3 separate regions of the Homo sapiens genome follow, and regions 2 and 3 are each linked to region 1. A link is a loop called in an ENCODE intact Hi-C map of the cell type or tissue named here. Cell type or tissue: GM12878. All regions are shown on one strand. Links, peaks and the distances in the headings refer to the core of each region. The heading gives the core; the rest is flanking DNA.

Evidence for each region. A loop is a pair of places that touch in the nucleus more often than their neighbours do. Peaks named below come from ENCODE experiments on the same cell type or tissue, not always from the same donor. Only the 100,000 strongest peaks of a DNase experiment are listed, where the experiment ranks them.
Region 2: a loop joins it to region 1, with 3 times the contacts of the local background. A loop is called at or near these places in 3 of 110 quality-filtered maps.
Region 3: it touches region 1 in a loop (2.3-fold over the local background); 2 of 110 quality-filtered maps call a loop at or near these places.

What each region holds. Positions count from the first base shown.
Region 1 is chrX:13,083,868-13,090,048 of GRCh38, reverse strand. LOC105373133 (a long non-coding RNA gene) reads right to left here. Exons shown (of 4, transcript NR_171577.1): 3 at 4,251-4,344. Among named protein-coding and RNA genes, the nearest start is that of FAM9C, 42 kb to the right of the region's middle. RefSeq lists enhancers at 2,245-2,404, 2,475-2,694. In GM12878, for the core only: no CTCF peak of the experiment used is centred there; DNase peaks (open chromatin) are centred at 2,268, 2,628 and 4,278; H3K4me3 peaks cover 1,288 bases; H3K27ac peaks cover 4,000 bases.
Region 2 is chrX:11,768,135-11,772,638 of GRCh38, reverse strand. MSL3 (MSL complex subunit 3) reads right to left here. Exons shown (of 13, transcript NM_078629.4): 10 at 3,957-4,066; 11 at 384-483; 12 at 1-18. Among named protein-coding and RNA genes, the nearest start is that of MSL3, 12 kb to the right of the region's middle. In GM12878, for the core only: a CTCF peak has its summit at 2,198 (motif pointing right); a DNase peak (open chromatin) is centred at 2,188; H3K27ac peaks cover 1,276 bases.
Region 3 is chrX:12,866,569-12,871,072 of GRCh38, reverse strand. TLR7 (toll like receptor 7) reads right to left here and starts at 4,001. Exons shown (of 3, transcript NM_016562.4): 1 at 3,950-4,001; 2 at 3,492-3,592. The coding sequence starts at 3,494. RefSeq lists enhancers at 2,954-3,073, 3,094-3,163. In GM12878, for the core only: no CTCF peak of the experiment used is centred there; DNase peaks (open chromatin) are centred at 2,132 and 4,000; H3K4me3 peaks cover 3,850 bases; H3K27ac peaks cover 3,925 bases.

The DNA.
Region 1 (6,181 bases), core at 1,051-5,050:
TCACTGTCACTTAAGACACTGCACTGTCACTATCAGTCCTCGGTACCAAGGATTGTCTGATAATAAAAATTTTAACAATCTGATTGTGACTATAAATTGGTGTAGTCATTTTCAAGGTCAGGCTGACAATATGCATCAACAGCCATAAAAATATTTAGATCTGTTGATGTTGAAAAATTTAATTCAAGGATCACATGTTTGGTCAGTAATCAGAGATATAGTCTAAAAATCTATGGACAGATATATTCATTGCGATGTTGTTTACCATGGAGAAAAATTCTATACCTCTTAAATATCCCTCAACAACAATTAGAAAAAAAAATATGGCATATTCTTAAAATGAACATAGCCATTAATAATCATGTTATGACCGGGCACGGAGGCTCACGCCTGTAATCCCAGCACTTTGGGAGGCCGAGGTGGGCAGATCACGAGGTCAGGAGTTTGAGACCAGCCTGGCCAGCACGGTGAAACCCTGTCTCTACTAAAAATACAAAAAAAAAATTAGCCGGGCATGGTGGCACATGCCTGTGGTCCCAGCTACTCGGGAGGCTGAGGCAGGAGAATTGTTTGAACCTGGCAGGCGGAGGTTGCAGTGAGCCGAGATTGTGCCACTGCACTCCAGCCTGGGTAACAGAACGAGTCTCCGTCTCAAAAAAAAAAAAAAAAAATCATGTTATAAGAGAATGGGGAAATGAGGCTAAAATGCTACATAACATGAAAAAAGGTAGGATACGCAATTGAATATCCAGAATGATCTAGGTTTGTAAAAAGAGGGACAGTGTTTACCAATATATGTAGAAGCAGAGAAAAAAAAATACTGGAAGGGAATACATCAAAATATTAACTGCAATTTTGGCTGAGAATGAAGTCCATAAGGGTTTTGTGGGGTTTGTTTTTTATCATTGTGCTTTCCTATATTGTTCAAATTTCTTAGTTATTAAATATTGCTTTTGAAAATTAAATATTGTTTTATAAAAAATACTGTTTTATGAAAAATTTATTGAACTTTTCATAATGAAAAATTCACTTACGAAAATAATATTTCACCTAAGCTTGCTGATCCTTTTTTGTGTGTTTTGTGACGGGGTCTTGCTCTGTTGCCCAGGCTGGAGTACAGTGGTGCGATCACAGCTCACTACAGCCTTGACCTCCCAGGTTCAAGCAATCCTCCCACCTCAGCCTCCCAAGTAGCTGGGACCACAAGCACATACCACCATGCCTGAATTTATTTTTTATTTTTTATGGAAACAGTGGCATCTAGCTATGTTGCCCCGGCTGTCTTGAACTCCTGGGCTCAAGTGATCCTCCTGCCTTGGTCTCTCAAAATGTTGGGATTACAAATGTGAGCTACCACGCCCAACCTGATCCCTAATTAATTAATTAATAACATGAAATGGGGGCACAGCAACATGCTAATAGTCTAATCCACATGATGGAAGTGAGAATGTCAGTTCTAAGTTCCTCCTGTATTTTTTCCACTCTTCTGCTTATAAGAAGGTCATCATGATTACATATAACATATGCCATACAAAAAGCCACTACTGTTACTTTCAGGTATGATGAATAAAAAGATTGCCCAGGCAAGTTGAGCAGGAGATGGCTGCTCTTGCAGTCTAATTAAGGGACAATGTGCCACCACCATTCTCTTAACCCACTGAGAGAACACAGGAAACGCCAGCTGCCGGAGCAGAGTTGGAGAAGAGATGGGGTGGCAGCGGCTGGGGTCTAGCTGAGACGTCCTTCTGTTTTCTTGGGTTAACAAAGGGGAAGAGACAAACCTTTAGCAAATGCATCCAGCTCAGAGCACATTTAAGCAAACTCTGCGGAGTGTGAGGAGGGTGTCTGGTGGCCCCAGAGAGTGGCTATGTTGGAACCCATGGCTGTGGCCATCGTACTCTTCTATCTTCAGGAAACTGCTCACCTTGTGATCAGAACTTTGACATTATTGGCCACTGGGTGACCAGATGCTGTCCTTAATGGCACTGGATATGTGTCTATTGTCATTTACAAGAAAAGAAGCTTCAGCCGTTCCTTAGGCGATACACAGAGTTAACTTGTAAGGTATGATGTGAGATTCACATGAGATCATGTTGTCCTCCATGCTCTCTAATTATTCTTTGGTTGGTATTGGTCTCAGCAGGAGAGATTGCAAGTCTTCTGGTCTCACAAACTACCCCTCCCACGCCAATCCCATCTGCTCCATCATGGGGCATCATCTTGCCGTTGGTCAGCCATGTTCCCCTATCTCATACTGATGCTTCCTTGGAAGTCCCCGTGCTAAACCACATTACTTTACCCTGGAGATGCCCCAACTCCTCCCCAAGGCCTAGGTGAAGTGACTCAACCATATGTACACAGTATCCTCAGATGTACACAGTATCCTCTCCATGGTAGTGAATCTGTATACTAATTTATACATAATCGATTTATGGGTGTAAAGACTTCACAAATAACTAAACATACAAAATGTGAATTCTCCTTCCTTCTCCTAGCTTAAGATTAGCTCAAAGACAATGAAAGCTGTACTGTGCTGTGCAATCTTCTCACGACCCACACGAAACAGGAAGCTCCTGGGGGTTTCTCACAAGCATGTGATAGATAGTTGTGGTTTCAGTGCAACAGTCAGGTAGATTTTGCAGCCGGAAACATTCACACAAAACATCCTTTATGGCTTCTGTCCAACTCCAGTGTTAGTCAGATGCAGTCCCTTTTACACTTTGACAAAAACCATTTGATTTCTCACACTGTATTTATTTTTTCTTATTGCAATGTCTTGTCTGAAGATACCAGACAAAGGATGACAAACTGGAGCCAGCTGAAGTGCAGGGCCCTTTCTCAGCTGCTCTTAAGAATCCCTCTCAGCACTTTGGGAGGCTGAGGCGGGTGGATCACCTGAGGTCGGGAGTTCGAGACCAGCCTAACCAACATGGAGAAACCCCATCTCTACTAAAAATACAAAATTAGCTGGGCGTGGTGGTGCACACCTGTAATCCCAGCTACTCAGGAGGCTGAGACAGGAGAATCTCTTGAACCCAGGAGGCGAAGGCTGTGGTGAGCCGAGATTGTGCCATTGCACTCCAGCCTGGGCAACAAGAGCAAAACTCCATCTCAAAAAGAAAAAGAATCCCGCAGATTGAGCCATTTTCCCCTGAGCAATAATCCCTCAAGCTTCTAAAGACACCACTTAGAGAAGGAAGAGCCTCGCCCCACTAATGCAGCTGAGTGATGCCCTTTGGGAAATTAGGCTAAGAGGGAATACCTTTTAGCTGCCTTCTGTTATTAATCTGGTCTCAATACCAATCAATGTTATTTATCACTACTGAACAAGCATTAATGCAGAGTCTGAAAGGGGCCTTAAATCTCGTGTAGTATGCTCAGAATCCTAGGAATCACACTTTTAGATCCCAATGGTATTGGGTCAAGGTTTTCCCTTCCATGGCAGATGAAGTTCACAATTTAGGATGCATGCTCACAAGCTTTGCAAGGAGATTACACTTCCGTTATGAAGAAAAAAGCAAACAAAAAAGAAAACCTCTTGCACCATTAATTTCAACTGCAATCAAATTGCAAGATTTTAAGATGATATATCTTGCACAAAGGTATTGTAGATAGAAGAGAAGCCTTTGTAAATATTTATATATTTCTCCATTGAGGGTTTTTAATTTTTGTTTTGTTTTGTTTTGTTTTTGTTTTTGTTTTTTTTAACTTCAGACAGAGAGCAAAGGAAACAGAGCTGGGTCACGATATCTCAAATGGAGGATGGTTTCTCTTACTCGTCTTCCATTTCCTCTATTCCTCATTCTCAAAGTCACACACCTTAATAAACACCCCAAGAAACATTTCTAAGTAGACAACACACAATTTTTAGTAATTGACTTATACAGCAAATGCTTATTTAGCTACAGCTGCTATGGTGGCCTGTCTTCTTAAAACTCACTAAGGGTCTTCCAAACCCATATTTTTGTCATCATATTAACCTTCTTTCTCACTAAATTATTGCTGAGATAAAAATAAATCAACAAATGAACCAAAAAATAAAATGGGTTTGGGATTCATTGCCCTTTCCTGTTATGTCCCATCTAAACTCAAGCCCAAGAAGAGGAGAAAAGGCAATACAAAGTCTTGGGAAAAACAAAGACTAAAACTCTTTCTGAAAAAATCGCACACAGCTGCAGAAGGAATAACTTCTCTGGGTGGGAGGGTGTGGGCAGGGCAGTAAAACAACCTGAGAAACAATCAAACCTTGCCTTCCCCAGAGCCCGCTTCGGACATGGTGTGGGTTGCATCCTTCTCTGCAAACTGCCTGTGTGCTCTGTGGCACGGCTTCCGGCAAGAGATTTCCTGTAAAGGAGAAAACATGTAGTGATGCTGTTTGCCCATGTTCTGTGCTCCTGCCCTGTGTTTTCTCCAGTTTTCAGCTTTCAAGAGCCTCTCAGAGAGAGTACACTAGATGCTGATATGCCATGCTGCCAGGCAATTTCTGTTGTATACAGATTTGCTTGGGAAATTCTAAATTAACATTAACATTCTTGGGAGGCCGAGGCAGGTGGATCACCTGAGGTCGGGAGTTCAAGACCAGCCTGACCAACATGGAAAAGCCCCATCTCTACTAAAAATACAAAATTGGCCGAACGTGGTGGTGTATGCCTGTAATTCCAGCTACTCGGGAGACTGAGGCAGGAGAATCGCTTGAACCCAGGAGGCGGAGGTTGCGGTGAAACGAGATCACGCCATTGCACTCCAGCCTGGGCAACAAGAGTGAAACTCCAACTCAGGAAAAAAAAAAAAAAAAATTAACATTCGCACTAATATTAAGATAGAAGTACTATTGTCTCAGGGGGTTCTGCAAGGCTAAATTGACATAGAATGACCTAAAATGATCTAAATACTCAACTCCAAATATCACAGAATAATAAATAGATTTGGATGTGGGAGAAAAAATAAATTCTTTATCATAGAGGTCCTGGATTCATTTATTCTGATGAAGGAAAGAGGGTATTAACTATTTGCAATCCTTCTAAAGCAGATACTAATAAATATTATTTTCTCTACTGGTTAAAGAACAAATTCCCAGTTTCATGAGCTATCACTTTACTTCCAAATCGGTAAAAATTACTAGAGACATTTGATGGCTTGGTAGAAATCTCAAGGTCAGCCTGTATTTGACTATTTTTGAACCATTGTTTCTTTAGTTGAAAGTGACTTTGGAAATCATAGGCTTTGTTTTGCAGATAAGGAAACTGAAGGCCAAGGCCACACAGATAAGTGGTGACACCAATTGTCCTAAAATCCCAAACCTCCTGATTACCCCAATTAATGCTATTTGCACAAAAATTTTCAAGCCATGGGCAGGACTTTCTGTATTAACATTCTCTAAGGATCTTGGGCTTCATATTAGGTTTTCATATTAAGTTTCCCAACTAGGAAGAGTAGCTGAAGCTGTTTCCTCTTCTGGCCAATAAATTAAAAGAGATACAAGCTCAGGAGTACTGAAACACGCATTGCTTTCTTGGGCTTGAATTTTTATGTAAGTCACTTATTGTCCTGCATCTAAAGATCTAAACTGCATCCAGGTTTTTTTGTTTGTTTTTGTTTTTGTTTTTGTTTTGAGACAAAGTCTTGTGGTAGGAGTTATTAAAAAATTATTTTAGGCAGATAGAGGAAAAGGGGTCCTTGGAAAGTTTTCATTTCTTTTCAAAGCAACTCCAGAAACATTTCTTGTCTAGCAGAAAAACTCTGGCTCCTAGACCCAGGCCGGCAACCTTTGATATGCAAATGCAGGCCATTAGAAACTGGGTCCACCCAACATGGCGATTCCCACCGTTGTCCTCTTGCCCTTACCCCGGACATGTGCCTGGCAACATGGGCACCCCCACATATCCCCACGTGTGTAGAACGTCATGGTGCCCTGCATTTGCATATTAAAAGCTAGGGTGGGGGGCCAATTTTTTCGCAGGCTACATGAATGACAAGCCTGGTCAAACCAATCCCCTGAGCCCTGTGCAAATCAGACACTGCCTCCTCCAGCCTCCTCATAAAACTGGCTGGTATCCTCAGCACATGGGGCCTCCTCTCTTGGATTTGGAGACCCCCTCCCTCTGTCTCTGTACAGAGGAACTTCTTCCTTCTTTCTTCTCCCTTCTTTCTTGCCTATTAAATTCTCCGCTCCTTAAAACCA
Region 2 (4,504 bases), core at 1-4,000, 1.3 Mb after region 1:
GGATTTCTGGAAGTTTCACTGCATTAAAAATAAAGGCAAAACCATTTACAATTAGCAGAATCTGACAATGCATAGGATTCACTCAGGGAAGGTCTGGGCCCCTCCTTATCTCTACTGGAACTGAAATTAACATCCACATTATCAAACAAATCCCCAAACTCTTACTGAACAAAGACAGAGTAGCAGTACAAATATTACAAACATAATTTTTATGAAATTTAAGATTCATTCAATGCCTTTTCTTTGATAGATTACTTTTAATTTTTCTTGGATCCCCAAATTTCTTAGTTAGATAATTATAGCCCAAACCACAAGGTGTACAGAAAGCTAACAAGAGAATACAAAATGAAAAATGGAAAGAAGGCAGGAACCAGGATTCTTACCAAACAATCGCAGCAAATGTTGTGCCCCATAAATGTAAGAGGGTGGAGGCGGCTGGTCACCTGGGGGGTAATTGTCAGGCACAAGCTTCCAGGAGAGGACCTGGAAAAAGCACGAATTGAATGCTTTTGTTATTCTTAATGGAGACACTTCCAACCACCTAACAATTATGACAGTAAATTGTACGTAGAGGGGAAAAAATAAGTGATTGGATCAAAATAAACACAAGCTTACAAAAAACAAAGATGAAAGGCAAAAACACTTAAAATAGATCAAGAAAGTCTTTAATTTCTTAACTCGCAACAGTTATTCTCTATAAATAACTGTAACTGTTTAGGTTCTTTAGTCCTTTCTCTTTATTGAAAATTCTGCTGCATGGCCAGGCGCGGTGGCTCACACCTGTAATCCCAGCACTTTGGGAGGCCGAGGTGTGTGGATCAACTGCGGTCGGGAGCTTGAGACCAGCCTGGCCAACATGTTGAAACCCCATCTCTACTAAAAATACAAAAAATTAGCCAGGTGTGGTGGTGGACGCCTGTAATCCCAGCTACTTGGGAGGCTGAGGCAGGAGAATCACCTGAACCAAGGAGGCAGAGGTTACAGTGAACCAAGGTTGTGCCACTGCACTCCAGCCTGGGCAACAAGAGTGAAACTCTGGCCCCCTTCCCCTCCACCCAGAAAAAAGAAAATCCTGCTGCACTAGAGAGAGAATGAAGCATTAAAAAGTAATCCATAGATGTTCTGAATAATATTACTGTTGTTTCAAGATTCCTTAATTTCTTGCTGTTAGATTCATTATGGAAACGAATTTGAATCTTTTAACCCCTTGAATCAACTGAAATAGACTTCAAACCTGATAACTGATTTGTCTTCATTCTGAATTTCAGAACTGTGGGTGGACCTGGGGCTTTTGTTAAAGGGAGAGTTGCATTTCAAAACTCTCTGATGAATTTCCGTAAAAGTACTTCAGCAAATTATAGAACCAGAGCCTACTCTACTGAGCTGCTACTTTGGCTTTTGGGACGTCATATTCAATATGGAAACAGTCAGACTGGAGGAAGTCCACCAGCAGACAAAGCAGAAAGAAAGATGCCCCCACAAACTCAGAAACACTGATATAGTCAGTTTAACAACATGGAACTGCCAGAAGCTAATAAGCACCAAGGTGGCCCTGAAGGATCCAGAACAAAGGCCTAGCTTCACTTTGGCCCCTGCCTAGACAGGCCTAGACTCTCGCCTAGGTCTCCACCCCCAGCGCCCCACTTCTGCACTGTGGAGCACTGAGGGAAGGGATCGTTCCAGCATCTTTACAGCATCCCCAGCACCTGCCCAGTGCACACAGCTGAAGCTTTGGAACCATTCTGAAAGTGACTCAAAGGAAACATACAGGACTTTGCAATCTCAGAGGCATGAACAGCACTTGGCACGTACAAAAGCAGGTCATCTGGCTCTATCTCACTCACTCAATTCTGTGTTTCAAGGCAGTTTATAATCTTCTATTTATGAAGACACATTTTCCGGGGAAAAATGGTAGGTTTCTAGTCGGGGGATTCCCAGTGGGGTATGCATGGGAATCATTGATGGACCTTTACTGGCATGTGCTGGCCCAGACCAGCCCCTAGTACTGTGGAGCAGCGATTGGAACTGAGAGAAAGAGCCCTGGTCAAAAAACACGGTGGTAGACGTACGTAAGAAGGTGGGAATCCACGAAGGTCTCATGAGTCCTTGTGAGAGCCGCCTGAACCCCAACCATTTCCCAGAAAGCACTTTCAAACTATAAGTTGCAGCTGTACCTATAACCACTAGATGGCGCATTCGCACTGCAGACCGGAGTGGGAATAGCCCTTACTTGACAACTCAGATGCCCCTTAAATTCACGATTTCCCCTCAATAATAAAATTCGTAGTGCATTCTTATCTGAAAAATGGGCATGTCAGGGACTGCTTGAACTAGGGATTTCCTAACCTACCCTCAACAATCATCATAACACAAATTAGGCTTTCTAGATTCTCTATGGGGTCAGCCAACTGTAGCCCCTAGGCCAAATCCAGCCCCATGCTCATATGTTCAAAATGGTTGGGGAAAAAAAATCATACGAATAATATTTTGTGATATGTGAAAATCACATGACATTAAATTCTCAGTGTCCATGAATGAATTAAGGGGGCAGCACACAGAGCCACACCCCTTTGTTTATGGCAGAGCCACGTCCCTTTGTTTAGGGCTTTCCTGCTGGAACAGCAGAGTTGAGCAGTCTCTCAAGAGACCTTAGGGTACACACTACTGAAGACAGTTATCGTCTGGAAGAAAGTTTTGTGACTTCTCTTCCCATCATCAAGTGCTCTTTGCCTAGGCTGGGCACAGTGGCTCATGCCTGTAACCCCAGCACTTTGGGAGGCAGAGGCGGGAGGATCACTTGAGCTCAGGAGTTGGTGACCAGGCTGGGCAACATGGCAAAACTTAGTCTCTACAAAAAAATGCAAAAATTAGCCAGGCCATGGTGGCATGAGCCTGTAGTTCCAGCTACTCAGGAGGCTGAGGTGGGAGGATCGCCTGAGCCCAGGAGGCAGAGGCTGCAGTGAGCTAACATCCTGCCACTGCACTGCAGCCTGGGTGACAGCATGAGAGTGAGACCCTGTGTCAAAAAAAGAAAAAAATGTTCTTTGCCTAGCAAAGCCATTTTCCCTTGTGCAACTCCTACTCACCTTAAAAAAAGAGGAAATCTCACCTCCTAGGAGACGTTCACAGAATATGCTGATAAACTGAGACGTCTTCAGAATCCCTGACAAACTCACCACCTACAGATCACCTAATGGGCCTTAAAAATAGTTTTAAAATGAAAAGTTTTCCCATCTATCAAGTGGAAATCTGGTGGCAAGGCTGATCTCGAGAATTCAAAGTATTTGGTTCAAGTGTCTGGCACAGTGGTGGCCTAGAGCCCATCCCTGAAGGGACGGCTATTGGTATTACTGTTAATGATGGAGGGGAATCAGGGATTTAAAGTAGGAGTCAGCAAACTACAGCCTGCTGGTCACATCCCGCCCAACTACTGCCTGTTTCTATATTGCCCACAAGCTAAGAGTGGATGTTATATTTTTAAATGATTGAAAAACAAAAAAAATTTTCAAACACATGAAAATTAAATGCTAGTCAAATTTCAGTGTCCATAAATCAAGTTTTATTGGAATATAGCACACTCATTTTATTTACATACTATCTGTGGCTACTTTTGGAGTTAAGTAGCCTTGACAGACACCATATGGCCCACAAAGCCGAAAGTATTTACCCTCTGGCCCTCTGTGGAAATTGACATCTGTTCTATAAAGTAAAAATACTGGTATTTCAATAATTGCACTTATTTAAAAGATGATTGTCAGTGTAGGGCTGGAATCCTAACAATTTTCTCACTTTAGAAACCAAAACCCACAGTGTTAAGCATAAAATTACGTACAATTTTGATAATGTTTACAGTAATAGCAGCAACATGATGCTTTAAGAACCTTGACTTCCACCTATAGAATTGAAGTAATCACAAATAAAGGAACCATTGGGAACAAACATCAAACATTCTTTACCTCGTTTATTTCATTAGTTCTTCTCCCTTCAAAGCCAGCAAACACAGCACTCCCTTCCTTGCTAGGAGTCAGAGGAATAGGTGAAGATGATCTGCTATGCACAGGTGTCTCTTCCAAAGAAAAAGATGAAATTATTCACACAGCAACTGAATTAAAGACTGCCTCAAGACTGTTAAAAACTGCAGAACATAAATCTAAACTTGGTTCTCAGAAATTACCAACCTTTAACGATAAGACTTTCCTAACAGATAGCACCTGAATTTTATTTGGTTAAAAAAATAAGGAATAAAGCACTGACATATGCTACAATGTGGATGAACCTTAAAAGACTATGCTTAGTGAATGGAGCCAATCACAAAGGGCCACATACTATGTTTCCATTTATATGAAATACCCAGGGTAGGCAAATCCAGAGAGACCGAAAGCAGCTTAGTGGTTGCCAGGAGCTTGCAGAAGGGGAAGTGGGGAGTGATTGCTACTGGGTATGGGGTTTCTCGTGGGGGGGTGCTGAAAATGTTCTGGAATTGACTGTGCAGATGGTCGCACAA
Region 3 (4,504 bases), core at 1-4,000, 220 kb after region 1:
GTTTTCAAACTAAAAGAATAAAAGGATATAAAGTTGTCTTACATAAATTAGGAACTCAACAGCTATTATGCATCACAACAGTCACCAAAGACCATAGGGCTCTCAAACCTATTTGACCTTATACCTTATCCCTTTGTTTTCTATAAGCCCCGGCCTGACGTACTTTTTCTGTAAAGGGCCAGTTAGTAAATGGTTTAATCTTTGCAGGCCATCAGGTTCTCTGTCACACTACCCAACTCCTTGAATAGTTTGCCATCGTAGTGCAAAAGCACTTATCAACAATAAGTAAACAAATACTCAAACAATAAAACCATTTGTAAACACTGAAACTTGAATGTAACTTTTATATGTCACAAAATAGTAATTTTGCTCTGATATTTTTCAGTCTTTTAAAAACAACAATTAAAAAAAAACCCCTTAGCTCATGAGCTGTACAGCAGGTGGGATATAGCCCATGGGCCATAGTTTGCCAACCCCAGCCCTAAACTTCGGTGAGTTTCGGGGATATACATTATTTATTCTTGGGGTGCAGAGGTACTGGCTGGTTAATCTGTAATGATGATTTTTAATTTTAGTACAGCGTTCCAAATTTTTAAATAATCAGATTGTATTAATTTAATAAATTGATTACTTAATAACCTTTTTTTAGCCATAAAGAAATTTCCTATAGGTTAAGAGCAGAATAATATTTTTACTTTTAAATTTGCTGAACCACTATTGACATTTTGGGAGATGGTCCCTTCTAATAGTAATTTCCCATCCCTGCATCTATTTCACATGGTGAGAAGCATTCTAGTAACAGCCAAGGCTTTGTCAGTACAAAAATTTGGTTTTAAGTCCTTGTTCTGTCATGTAAGAGCTCTCTGACTTTCATAAATCACTTGACCTCATGAGCCTCTGATTTGCCAACTGTAAAATGGTTATAAAGTAGGGATGTTGAATGAAATTAGAATATGCAACACATGTGTTTATGTAAACCATCATCACAGATTATCCAACATTTAGTGAGCATCTAGTATTTGCCTAGCAGGTGCAGTAAAAACATGAGGAATACACGGTACTTATCCATTTCTAGCTTGCTTTTTTCATTTAACATTATACCATGAGTGCTTTCTTAGGTCATTCAGTATTATTTTAAAAAACATGATTTGATGATTACATAATATTCCATTTAATGAGTCTACTACAATTAATTCACCCCTTCCCAACATGGGACATGATTTTTTTTTTTTTTTTTTTTTTGCCTGGCTGCACTGACCATCTTGGTAAATAGTTTTCCATGTCCACGATCACTTCTTTTGTTTTTTTAAAATTATTTTATTGCTTGTTTTTTTAAGTTCTGGGGTACATGTGCAGGATGTGCAGGTTTGTTACATAGTTAAACGTGCCATGGTGGTTTGCTGCACAGATCAACCCATCACCTAGGTATTAAGCCCAGCATGCATTAGCTTTTTACCCTAATGCTCTCTCCTGCCCCACCCTCCTCCTACAGGCCTCAGTGAGTGTTGTTCCCCTCCCTGTGTCCATGTGTTCTCACTGTTCAGCTCCCACTTATAAGTGAGAACATGCGGTGTTTGGTTTTTTGTTCCTGTGTTAGTTTGCTGAGGATAATGGCTTCCAGCTTCATCAATGTCCCTGCAAAGGACATGATCTCATTCCTTTTTATGGCTGCATAGTATTCCATGGTGTATATGTGCCACATTTTTTTATCCAGTCTCATGGTCACTTCTTTAAGAAGAGTTTCTAAAAGTGTAATCTCTAGATCAAAGGATCTGCCATATGACTCAATACAGTTGAATATTTTCCCTGTGCTTTTTTGCCTTTTGAATTTCTTATATTGAAAATTATTTTCACGTCTTTTCTTAGAAAAGATATACTATTTCCCCTTTGTACTTGAGTAGGAAGCCATCATATCCAACCTCATCTTTATTGCGTGTGTGCTGGGCTTGGTCTAGGAAGAACAGAAGAGTCTTCAGCACAGCTTTCAGAGCCACCCAAGCTCCTTAACCTCTCAAAGCCCCAGTTTCGTTATCTCTACCTTATAGGGCTACTTTGAGGCCAAAATAGAATCATGTCTATCTAGCCCTCAGCATGATAGTTGAGTGGTCAAGAAATGTGAGCTCTCTGTATTACTATCATTCCCATTATGCCACCCATCAAGGGGCAAAGACAGATGTGGGCATAGGTTTGCATTAAAATAGACATCTGGGTTTCTAGGAAATGAAACCGTAAGCAGTTGTTTCCTTTGTAACAATAGCCCCATGGTTAATGCTTCATTAGAACTTTGACACAAAATGAGCCTAGGAGCTAACATTCGGATCTAGAATGTGTCTGATTTAAGTGACAAAATAATTTCAGAAAAAGGCCCTTGACGTCTTTTTCCGACTAAGTTTTGGCATACCTAATAACTCACACTTGCATCATACCACTTGCAAAGGACTTGAAAAATAGTCTATTATTTGAGCCTCACAGTGGCCCTGGAAGGCAACAGGGGAGGGATTCTAATGCCTATTTCATAGTCAGAGAAATTGAGTTTCAGAGGACTTTGATGACAGGCACAAGGCCCCCCCAACTAGTGACTGGGAGAGCCAGCGCTGACAAAGACTCTCCTTAATTCAACTTAATCAGGCTCTACTACACCCCTAGGCTTCGGCCTTTGGCTTCATGTCCATCTTTGCATTGCCCAGTTCAAGCAGGAATCCTGCTAAGTCATTTTATTGATAATCCACTCCTCTTGGTATGTGATCACCCTCAATATCTGATCAAATTCCTCATCTCCCACCATCCACAGGTGAGGTCTGATCACCCTGGCCTGTCTTCAGCAAGAATCCTGTCAGGTCGGTTTAGCCAGAATCCTTTTACCCTTGATGTTTCCTCTTAGTAATTTTCCATCCACTGACCCCCACTCTACTCCTTGGCCAGAAATCTTTACTGGTCTTTGGCTGTATTTGGAATTGAGCCCCTTTCTATACTGAGGTCTCTTTCTGCCGATTGCAATAGTCCTGATAGTATCTTTATCTACTGTCCAAATTTAGTTTTCTTTGACAGCACTCAAGCCCGGGGATTTCCCGTATTTTATTGCTATGAGCCTGCCCACACACTTTCATCCACACAGTCATTAAGACAACACCATATGCTGGAAAAAGCACAAAGTAACTTCAGTAATTCAGTGATTTGTTATGGCTTTAAAGCCAAAATTGTAGGCTGAAGAAATGAGATACATAGAAGCTATGTCCCCAATTCAAACATCTGCTCCTCCTCCCCACAGCACATATTTAATTCTTGTAGGAAGTTGAACAGAGCAAGCGTTGATTAATCTGAAATTGTGACATGCCCCCTTCATTAATGCCAATTGTGAAATATCAGGAAGCACTTTCCCCCAGCAAATAACCTAAGTACAGATTCTTCAATATTGCTCTTGCCAGCTGGTTTCAGTTGTTTCCACAAAGATTACAGATAACACTTTTTAAGGTTCTCTGAGCTGTTCTTACCATTTTTAGTCTTCTTCCAAAATGGAATGTAGAGGTCTGGTTGAAGAGAGCAGAGCATGAGAGGTGCCAAGATCAGCTTGAGATGGGCCCAATAGCATCAACTAAGAGAAAGAGAAGACATCAAAGTTTACATTTCAAAGACAGCACAATACTGTAGCTTAAAGACATGCTAGGATCATTGCTTTAAAATGCGTTTGAAACATCTATTTACAGTATTTACTTCCTCAAAGTTAGGTAGACTGGAGACATATTCCAGAAAACCATTTCTAACGTTACTGAAAGCCTAACTTTATCTTTGAAGAATTGACATTTTAGACTACCACATTTTTTATTTATATTCTAAAAAAAATTTTTGTGCATATGATTTCGGTTCCCTCTTCTCTCCTCCCCACTTCCTTATAACAGCACATACATCTACCTACTTAAATTATCTATATGTGTTCCAATGTTTAAAATACCTTTCTTGATGGCATGGAGTGATCCTATATCTGGAGTCTTCTGAGATGAAGTGATGGGAGGCAGGAAGTGTAGTCACAAAGACTACAGGCAGCCAGCCCTGGAGTTTCCAACTACAAAGATCAGGTCGGGGGATGGGGAGGAGCATGATTATTTAAGCCACCCCAGATATGGGCTTTGCAAAAGCACGGGGTTCCTCTTATTTCTATCACCACTATTGGGGCAACGTCTTGTCTAAATCCAAACAACTCTGTAGACCAAATTTCTTTCGTTTTTATAGCAGGGTTTCTCACCCTCAGCACTATTTACATTTTTGACCAGATAATTCTCTGTTGCACCATAGGATATTTGGTAGCACCCTTGCTCTATACCCACTAGATGCCAATAGCACTGCCCCCTTCCAGTTATGACAATCACAGATGTCTCCAGACATTGCAAATTATCCCCTAAGGGGCAAAAACACCCCGGGTTGAGAACCACTGTTCTATAGATATATTAGAGACATATCTAAATTTACCTTATTCTGTCTTAGACCCAGCTGGAAAGGATGCTGGTTT